2 separate regions of the Homo sapiens genome follow, and region 2 is linked to region 1. The links are chromatin contacts, found by Hi-C or POLR2A ChIA-PET in ENCODE. All regions are on one chromosome and are shown on one strand. Each heading gives the region's core, a stretch centred on a gene start or an enhancer-like site at or near the end of the contact. The rest is flanking DNA. Distances are from core to core; before and after follow the strand shown. Region 1 has its middle 120 kb from the start of INHBA. Region 2 has its middle 83 kb from the start of INHBA.

Region 1 (3,874 bases), core at 833-3,332:
CCACAGAGCCACATGGAGCCTTGATCCATGCACTATGATGTGCCCCAGGAGAGTGGTTATGATGCATGATTCATATTCATAATGACTTCGTTGCTCAGAGAGGCCTTCCTGCGAGATCATCAGACATTTGCTGCTGAAAATATTACTTAAGTCAATATCTACATGTAATGTTCATAGAAAAAAAAATTCAACTCTAGGTGGTCATGCATCTGATTCATAATTAAGTAAATGGTAATTTCATGACTTTCTAGAGAAATATTTTAAAGTAAAAATAAATAGAAGTCAAAATGAAAAGTACCACAATGGTCTTGTTTTCTAGGGTATCACGTAATGTTTTTTCTTAAATATTTCAAACTGCTTTGTGCTTAAATAATACCTTATAGTCTTTGATTCTATTTCAGAAATTCAACTTACTCCTACTTTCTACACCAGCCTAGATGTGTAAATTAATTCATTGTTTTCATTCCCCATTCATCATTTATTCATTCAAAAAAATTTGTTGATTTTCTACTATTTATCAGGCAGTGGAAATACAGTAATAAATCATTCTGACTTAAGAATTACATAAATAAAACAATATTCAGTTGCAAGAAGTGCCAGTGAGGAAGTAAACAGTTATGTGAGAGGGTAAGTGGGTAAGAAGTGGTGGTGACTGGAGTAAGGAAGGCCCATGTCACAGTGTCCTAGGGTGGCACAGGTTGCCACAGTTAAAGCACGAGAAGGAGTCAGCCATGCAGAGAGCTGAGGGGAAAGCATCCTAGAAGGAGAGAACCATGGCAGAAAGGCTCTGAAAAGGCAGAGCTGGAAATATTCTGGGAACAGAATGGAGCCAGTATGGCTGGAGTCTCATGAGTGAGATGAGATTGGTAAGATGCTTAGATTCTCTTCCAAGTGAAAACCTTACAGAGTTTAGGTAGGAGCATGATATGATCTGATTTAAATCTGAATCATCGCAACATTTAAAGACAGCAGCCACTGGCTTTTTCCACACCACTGAAATCATTGGTCTTCTACTTCCTACAATTTTCTCTTTTGTGTCAGATATTTACAAATGTCTGATTCCTTGTATTTGCTCCTAAGTTTCTAGTTCTTGGAGTCTGCTCTCCTCCAGCCTGTCATTTGCAACACACACAGAAAGCTTCCTGATCATATTTTAGTTTCATCCTTTCTGACTCAAGGTGCTCTTGCCGTTGGGTTGATGGTATACTGCCTGGAAGAAGCTATTACCCTGTTATTTTACCATGATATCACCTCTGCAATTGGCTTCACCAATGTATCTTTGCTACCCTCCCTCAGTTTCCATAAGCAAGATGAAGAACATACACTCCTTCCCCTTGTATTCAAGTGTATGGGGTGTGGGGACAGGTAGGGCTGGCTGGTGTGAGGACAGGTAGTTACTAGAGGCAACTTTTCCCAGAACAGAGGAGACGTCCAGCCCAAAAGCACTCATGTGCATTCTTGCAATTCTAAGACTGCTGGTGAGGATACTCTCAATATAAGCCTTTGGTTTCTGAAATAAAAAAGCTGTGTCTGAGAAGCAGCTTATGTGTTTGTGGTCCTGGAATAGACTGGGGGAGGGATTTTCAGGTGGTGCCTATAGATATACGTACAGTTGTGACATGGGGTGAAGGCTTTCATTGATGGTGATGTCATGGGTTCCCTCTGGGAGGATGGAAGCCCCAGGGAAATATATTGGTAGTATGGGATTGAAGTCCTGGGAGCCCATTGCTTTTTGTGGGAAAGCAATCCTATGGCTCACCATTGCTCTCATCAGAGGGACTTTGTCCCCAGTGCCCACATGCAACATGGATTGAGGCCAGGGAAGTTTGGGTTTGACTAGACTAGGACTGCCCTGCTCTGCAGTCTTTTCCAGCCTTCTAAGGGAGGGCATCAGTGGCTCACTCTAGACTTGGAAAAACAGAATGAAAAGGGAATATTTTGATTAGAGTTGACTTAGGAAATATTATTATAGGGAATTCATGGAAAAACATTGCTTTCCAATTTCAGAACTACTCGAAATATCTGGTAGGCTAAATATAGAACACTATTCACAGCCTTGCAGGTCCTGAGGTCTGGCTAAATGTGAGCTCTGGGGTGGTGCCTTCCTCCCTCTCCTCCTCCCTCTCTCTCTCTCTTCCCCCTTTAGCTCTCTCTATGTCTCTCACTGTTTCTCATTTTCTTTATCTCTCTTTCCTTGCTAGCCCTGGATGCTTAACCATGAATGATTATCAACCAAGAACCTTAATTGTGGTCCCAGTACAAACTGTTACTTAGTTTGAAAATAAGTAATATTAATGAAATTTCCCTCTGAAAAATAACAGCTGAAACGAGAGAGGGAACGTTTCACAAACTAATAGAGCTCACAAATGCATCTTTCAGAATATGTTTTATAAAGTTTATGATAATCTAAGAAACAGTGTAATCACCCTGTAACTCCAGGAGTGAGTTACAGAGGAGGTAATTCAAAGGATTTTTCATGCTGGGCTGAAAGACCTTGCTCTTTGTGACCCCTAAAGGAGATCTATGACAATGGAAGAGACAGAATTGAGATTAGTGTAAAGGAAAACTTCTCAGCTGGAAGGGGTGTGAGGCCTGAAATTCCCTTCTAAGTAGAATCATCAAAGTATATTTTTTGGTGATTTAACTTTCCCTTCCTTTCCTTCCTTCCTTCCTTCCTTCCTTCCTTCCTTCCTTCCTTCCTTCCTTCCTTTCCTTCCTTCCTGCCTGCCTGCCTTCCTGCCTTCCTGCCTTCCTGCCTTCCTTCTTTCTCCTTCCTTCCATCCTTTCTCCCCCTTTTCCTGAGGGAATTGAAAACAATAAAAATTCGAAGAAAAAAATGTGGACACCTATAATCATGCAACCATTCTCTTTCCTCTTCCTTCTCTCATTTTCTATGAATGTACAGGCAAATACCATCATCTGCAGTGGTTATGTTCTATAAAGTCACTGCAAACACTGAATTAGCAAATATTGAGCCATTGCTCCTGGGAGAAATACAGAGTTAGGGATTGTGAACCTCAGGTCACAACATTTTCACCAACAGATCAATCCATAACTTTATTTTAAGTATATTTCTGTTTAATGGCATCTCATCTAACATATACTGTTGATGCATTAGCATTGAACTCATGACCTATAGCACTGTGACTCATTCCCAAATGAAGCTTATTTAACACCTGTATTTTCTCCAGAAGGTACTTCACAGCTTTGTTGTGTTTAGGATCACCAAACAGCACTTTAGTCCTATGCTTGGGGGACATTTTAAACAGTGAAATCATGAGGAAAAAGCACAAAAATGCAAAAAATGTGTCATGAAATTGATAGCCAAAAGGACACGTGTTTAAAATATAAGAACTGAAATAAGAAGGTAAAGCATTGCCTTGTCCAATCTCAGAAATCATGCCCATCCGGCTATTTGAATTTTTGCCACTCTGTCCACATCTGTAAATGACCATGAATGCACAGAGTATTGACTTGGGAGTTAGAAATACATTTCACAGAGTAGATGGATTTGAAAATATGGAATTCATTAAAAATGAGAATCAATGGTACAAACACACACATATAGTCTGTTGCCTTTCACTTGTCTTTGTCAAATTACTTTTACATATATTTTGAGGAGATTTTAGGAAACTATAATACATCCCATTTAGATAGAAACTAGTTGTTAGCAGACATACTTCCAAGAGATGTAGACTTTAAGTTTAGTTGAGATGTGCTGATTTTTGCTGTGCCAAAACAATTTAAGAAATTTAGAAAAACAGACCCAGCAGGCCCACCTACATGTGTTTTTAGTTGTTATCAAGGCAGGGACACACACAGGGCTTTTGAAGACTACTGGCAAAAAGGCCCTTCCCCCTACATAAACAGAGAT
Region 2 (3,874 bases), core at 698-3,197, 36 kb after region 1:
CTTCTCAGGGCTTTCATCCAACCCTTGCCCTTCTGCAGGGTATAGCCAGTCCTAATTGCAGCCAGCCCAGCAACTCAGAAACCAGTTTAGGGGCCAGAGCCCTGCCTCTGGCAAGACTTGGAGGCCTGAGCCCCTTAGCATAATAAATATTTCTTTTTAAGTACTGTAAGTATCATAACAACAAGGCCAAATAGGTCCCCACGGGTAGCCTGCTAGCTCTCCATCACAGAGCAATGGGGCCAGGAAAGTGTCTTACCATACATTGGAGGAGGTTTCCTTCCATGGACAAGTAAAGAAAAGTGCAGAAAGAAGACTGAGTGGAAGTGACTAGATATTTTGGCAGGATTGAGGAGTGGTTTTTGCTTTTTTGGTTTTTTTTTTTTTTTTGGCTGTTAATGGAATTAGAATTGTTTTTCACATTATTGTTATAAGCAAGGTCAGCCATCAAAAGACCGAATGCAGCAGTATAGAATTCAAAAGAATGATCAAGCACCTGCCACGTGCCCATCCCAAATACAGGAGCCGGCAATCAAAGTGGGCACCAAGGGGCAGTTCTTAATGTCACCTGGCTAGAGGCCTCCACCTGCTTTAAACTGTATTGAAATGCTTGGAAAGATTCACTTTTCCTTTTTTTAAAATAAGAGAATCGAGGTGGGAGTGTTTGGGGGGTGTGTGCGTGTGCCGGGGCATATGCCTGTGCTCATGAATACACCCTCGTCTTTGCCAGTAGTGTGTTTGTCATCAAACTTGAAAGAAGTGCAAGTTTTAGCTGGAGGGAAAGCTTTTTATAGCAGAGTTACAAATCATTTCAAGGAGTGCTTTCCAGTTAAGAGCTGACAGCTCCTGCATGAAGTGACCACGCCAGGCGTGCCATTCAAGGAAGCTTGGAGACCAGTTTCATTTGTCATCTAAAGTGGAAGTGATGTGATATGTTCTTGGGGAAGCCATGTGAGCAAGCAAGAGGTAGTGTTTCTGTAATTTTCACTGTCTTTGGATGAAACCAGAAGGAGGTGTTAGTATGATATAATATATAATATTGAGGCTGAAGTGATTAAGCAGTTGTATGTGGAGCTACTGTTTAGGGCATAGTGGAAATGAAAATGATGTTTATTGTTGCACAGAAGGTGTCTGGCCACCAAGTTTCTGTTCAGTCAATGATCTATGTGCTGTTAGGACCCCCAGCCATAAGTTGTTTCCTCTGTGTGGCATACTTTGTAACTTTTTCCTGTCATATAATGAGAACTCCTAGCCCAGAGAGAGAAATCAGACACAGATCTCTTAAGCCGGAGATGGAAATCTATGGTACAGCAGAGTTAAAGCTAAAATTGAGAAAGTATAATAGAGGTCAACGAAGACACTCCTGAAAGTCCATTGAGAAAGATTCCTGTTTAAGTAAGAGATTAAGTCATCTAGTCTCTGAAGAAAGAAGGGACCTTTCAGTACACCAGACCCAAGGGTCATGAATAATAGAGGACACACCATGTCTAGACTAGATAAGAACTCATCTTGAATCCCCACTTTTAGCACCAGTTCCTGAGTGCAAAGGAGCTGGAGGCTGATATCAGAAACCACTGTGTTTCCATTCAAGTTCATTGGCTGTAACTATGTAAGCCTTGACTGTATGGAAGTCAGAATCCTGAAAAAATAGTTGTTTCTTATTTTTTAAAAAACACTTAAAATAATTGTTAAAATAACAAAAATATAGCGGTTGCCAAAAACATGTTGTCTTTATTGTTGTATCAATAACTTTTTATGGAAAATTGAATATTCAAAGGAGCTTATTTGTAGGAAAAACAAGTCATAAACAGCATTGGTTATAGGCAGAGACAGTTCCAGCAAGAAGGATTTGAATGCTGTTCTCCATCCCTTACTATAATTTCTTGCTGAGGAAGCCTCTATTATATTCAGGGATAGCCCAGGCTTGTCCTTCCATGGGACTTTGCCGTCATATCCTGCTCTTCCTCGGCTTTCTCTAGGGTGAAGCACAGGCCAAGGTCAGTTGTTTGTTTTCAGTGTAGCTGAGAACCTTCATTCTAATTGGAACTGTGATTTTCTCTTGCTTCTTTTCAACTGCGGCAATGTTAACTGATGCTTTCCTTGCTTAATTTCACTTACGTGTTAAAAAGTTAAAAAAAAAATCACTGGGAATATATACGCATTTAGACAGTAAAAATCTCAGAAATTATTGCATTCATATTTTTGAAAAACATTACTTTCTTCCTTGCTTTATTCTGTTATGTATGTATTTTAACATGCAATATATATATATCTATTTAATTTGCACATAGCTTTAATGTATCCATATACATCTTGAATAATTAAGGAATGGGTATGATTCTCATGACAGAGTTTAGGGTCTATGTCCTAAGTTTTATCATATGCAAATACCTGAATCAGTAGACTTTCACTGATCATCCCAGCCAAAATCTTATTGTACAAAACAGGCAAAACCAAATAAGCAGCATCCTGTGTAGCCCTCTGCCTTAGTGAGGCTTATTTCTGTCTGGGAATGCAACATGCTATAATGGCTTCACCAGATGGGACACTTCACACTGTCAGCACCCCCTTCCACCCCAATATGCCACTGTGTAGGAGAGAAAGCCTTTCAGTGGATGAGGATAAAATGAGGACAGTGTCCTTTTTGAATTAAAAATATAGCACTCATGAAAACCACAGGAAGAAAGTTTAGTTCAATAATTTGAAAGTGAGGGTGAATTTAGGTGCCTCATTAATTACCAGAAGCAGAATCTGGGACACCCTGGTTATTTCCTTTCCTCATCCTAAAGCAAAGTGGCTTATACTCTCACCACACTGCTCTCTTTCTACCACCTGCTCTGTTAATTTCACTGACTTACACTTTTGGAAAATTAAAATCCAAATCAAAGCTCTTGTTATTAAAGTCTCACGATTCGCCATGCAAGCCTGTCATGGCAATGCCCACGAATGGCCCACACAGCGCCAAAGCCGTTCATTTCCTTCCCATGTTCCCCTTTCTCTGACAAAGAATGCTAACTCTGTAAATAAATGAAGGCAGGCAGCATTTAGGCCCAGGACTGCTGTCCTTTTTTAACATTTAGCGACATGGAATTTAAAATACTTGTTGATGGCAAAGATTGAGACAGAGCCACCTTTTCCCTACCGCACAGTCCCTTTCCACCACCCAATGTCGCTGCCTCAATAATTGTATTTTTTTTCTTTTTGTTAAATCTGTTTTTAACCTCCATCCCCTTACTGTATTCTTTTTTGTCTGTGCTTTTCGTGGTATTTAAATACAATCACTGCTGAGTTCATCTTCCCCTAAAGCAATCCTTCTTTTTAGCTATTGGCCAAAATGAGGGCTGGGACTACCTGGGGGTACTGCTCAGATGTTCAACACATGTAGGGGCTGCAAAAAGCATTTCCTCAATGCATTTCCTTTATGTTAATGCACTTCAAACTCTAATAATAACATTTCATTTAGGGGAAAAGTAAATTGTTCTCTGTCAATGAGGCAGATCATTACTTTTCCATTTGCTGTCGTGGATATGTGTGCTGTCTCTTCATAACTTACATGCTACGAACACACCAATCAATGAGAGGCGACGTGAGTTATTTTTCTAATAAACAGCACACAATATTGTGCTGATCCAGGGACGGTACGTCACCCAAACCCCCAATGACCAATAACACAAATTTGTAAAGTTCCCTGCTGCTTTAGAAATATGGTTTATAATCTCTCTTTTCCTCTGTGAAACCAAATTATTTATTTCAGTTGAACTCCTAGGCATTTCATGTTTAGACTCTTTGTGAAGAAGCAGCAAAACATTGTGGTTAAGAATTTGGGTTTGGAGTCGGAAAGGTCTAGATGAGCATCCAGGCTCTGTTGTGACCAGCC

Evidence for each region. A loop is a pair of places that touch in the nucleus more often than their neighbours do. ChIA-PET counts read pairs that join two places held with the same protein, here RNA polymerase II (POLR2A).
Region 2: a loop to region 1 is called in a map of ascending aorta, with 2.1 times the contacts of the local background. The contact joins two enhancer-like sites. A Hi-C loop is called at or near these places in 1 of 168 maps with a recorded cell type or tissue (ascending aorta). POLR2A ChIA-PET finds 5 or more read pairs at or near these places in 2 of 52 experiments (GM12878 and activated naive CD4-positive, alpha-beta T cell).

What each region holds. Positions count from the first base shown.
Region 1 is chr7:41,820,666-41,824,539 of GRCh38, reverse strand. No RefSeq gene overlaps it. Among named protein-coding and RNA genes, the nearest start is that of INHBA, 120 kb to the right of the region's middle. Within about 2 kb of position 2,082, at least 2 of the 41 ENCODE cell types and tissues checked have a DNase peak (open chromatin) inside an H3K27ac peak, as active enhancers do.
Region 2 is chr7:41,784,123-41,787,996 of GRCh38, reverse strand. No RefSeq gene overlaps it. Among named protein-coding and RNA genes, the nearest start is that of INHBA, 83 kb to the right of the region's middle. Within about 2 kb of position 1,947, at least 3 of the 41 ENCODE cell types and tissues checked have a DNase peak (open chromatin) inside an H3K27ac peak, as active enhancers do.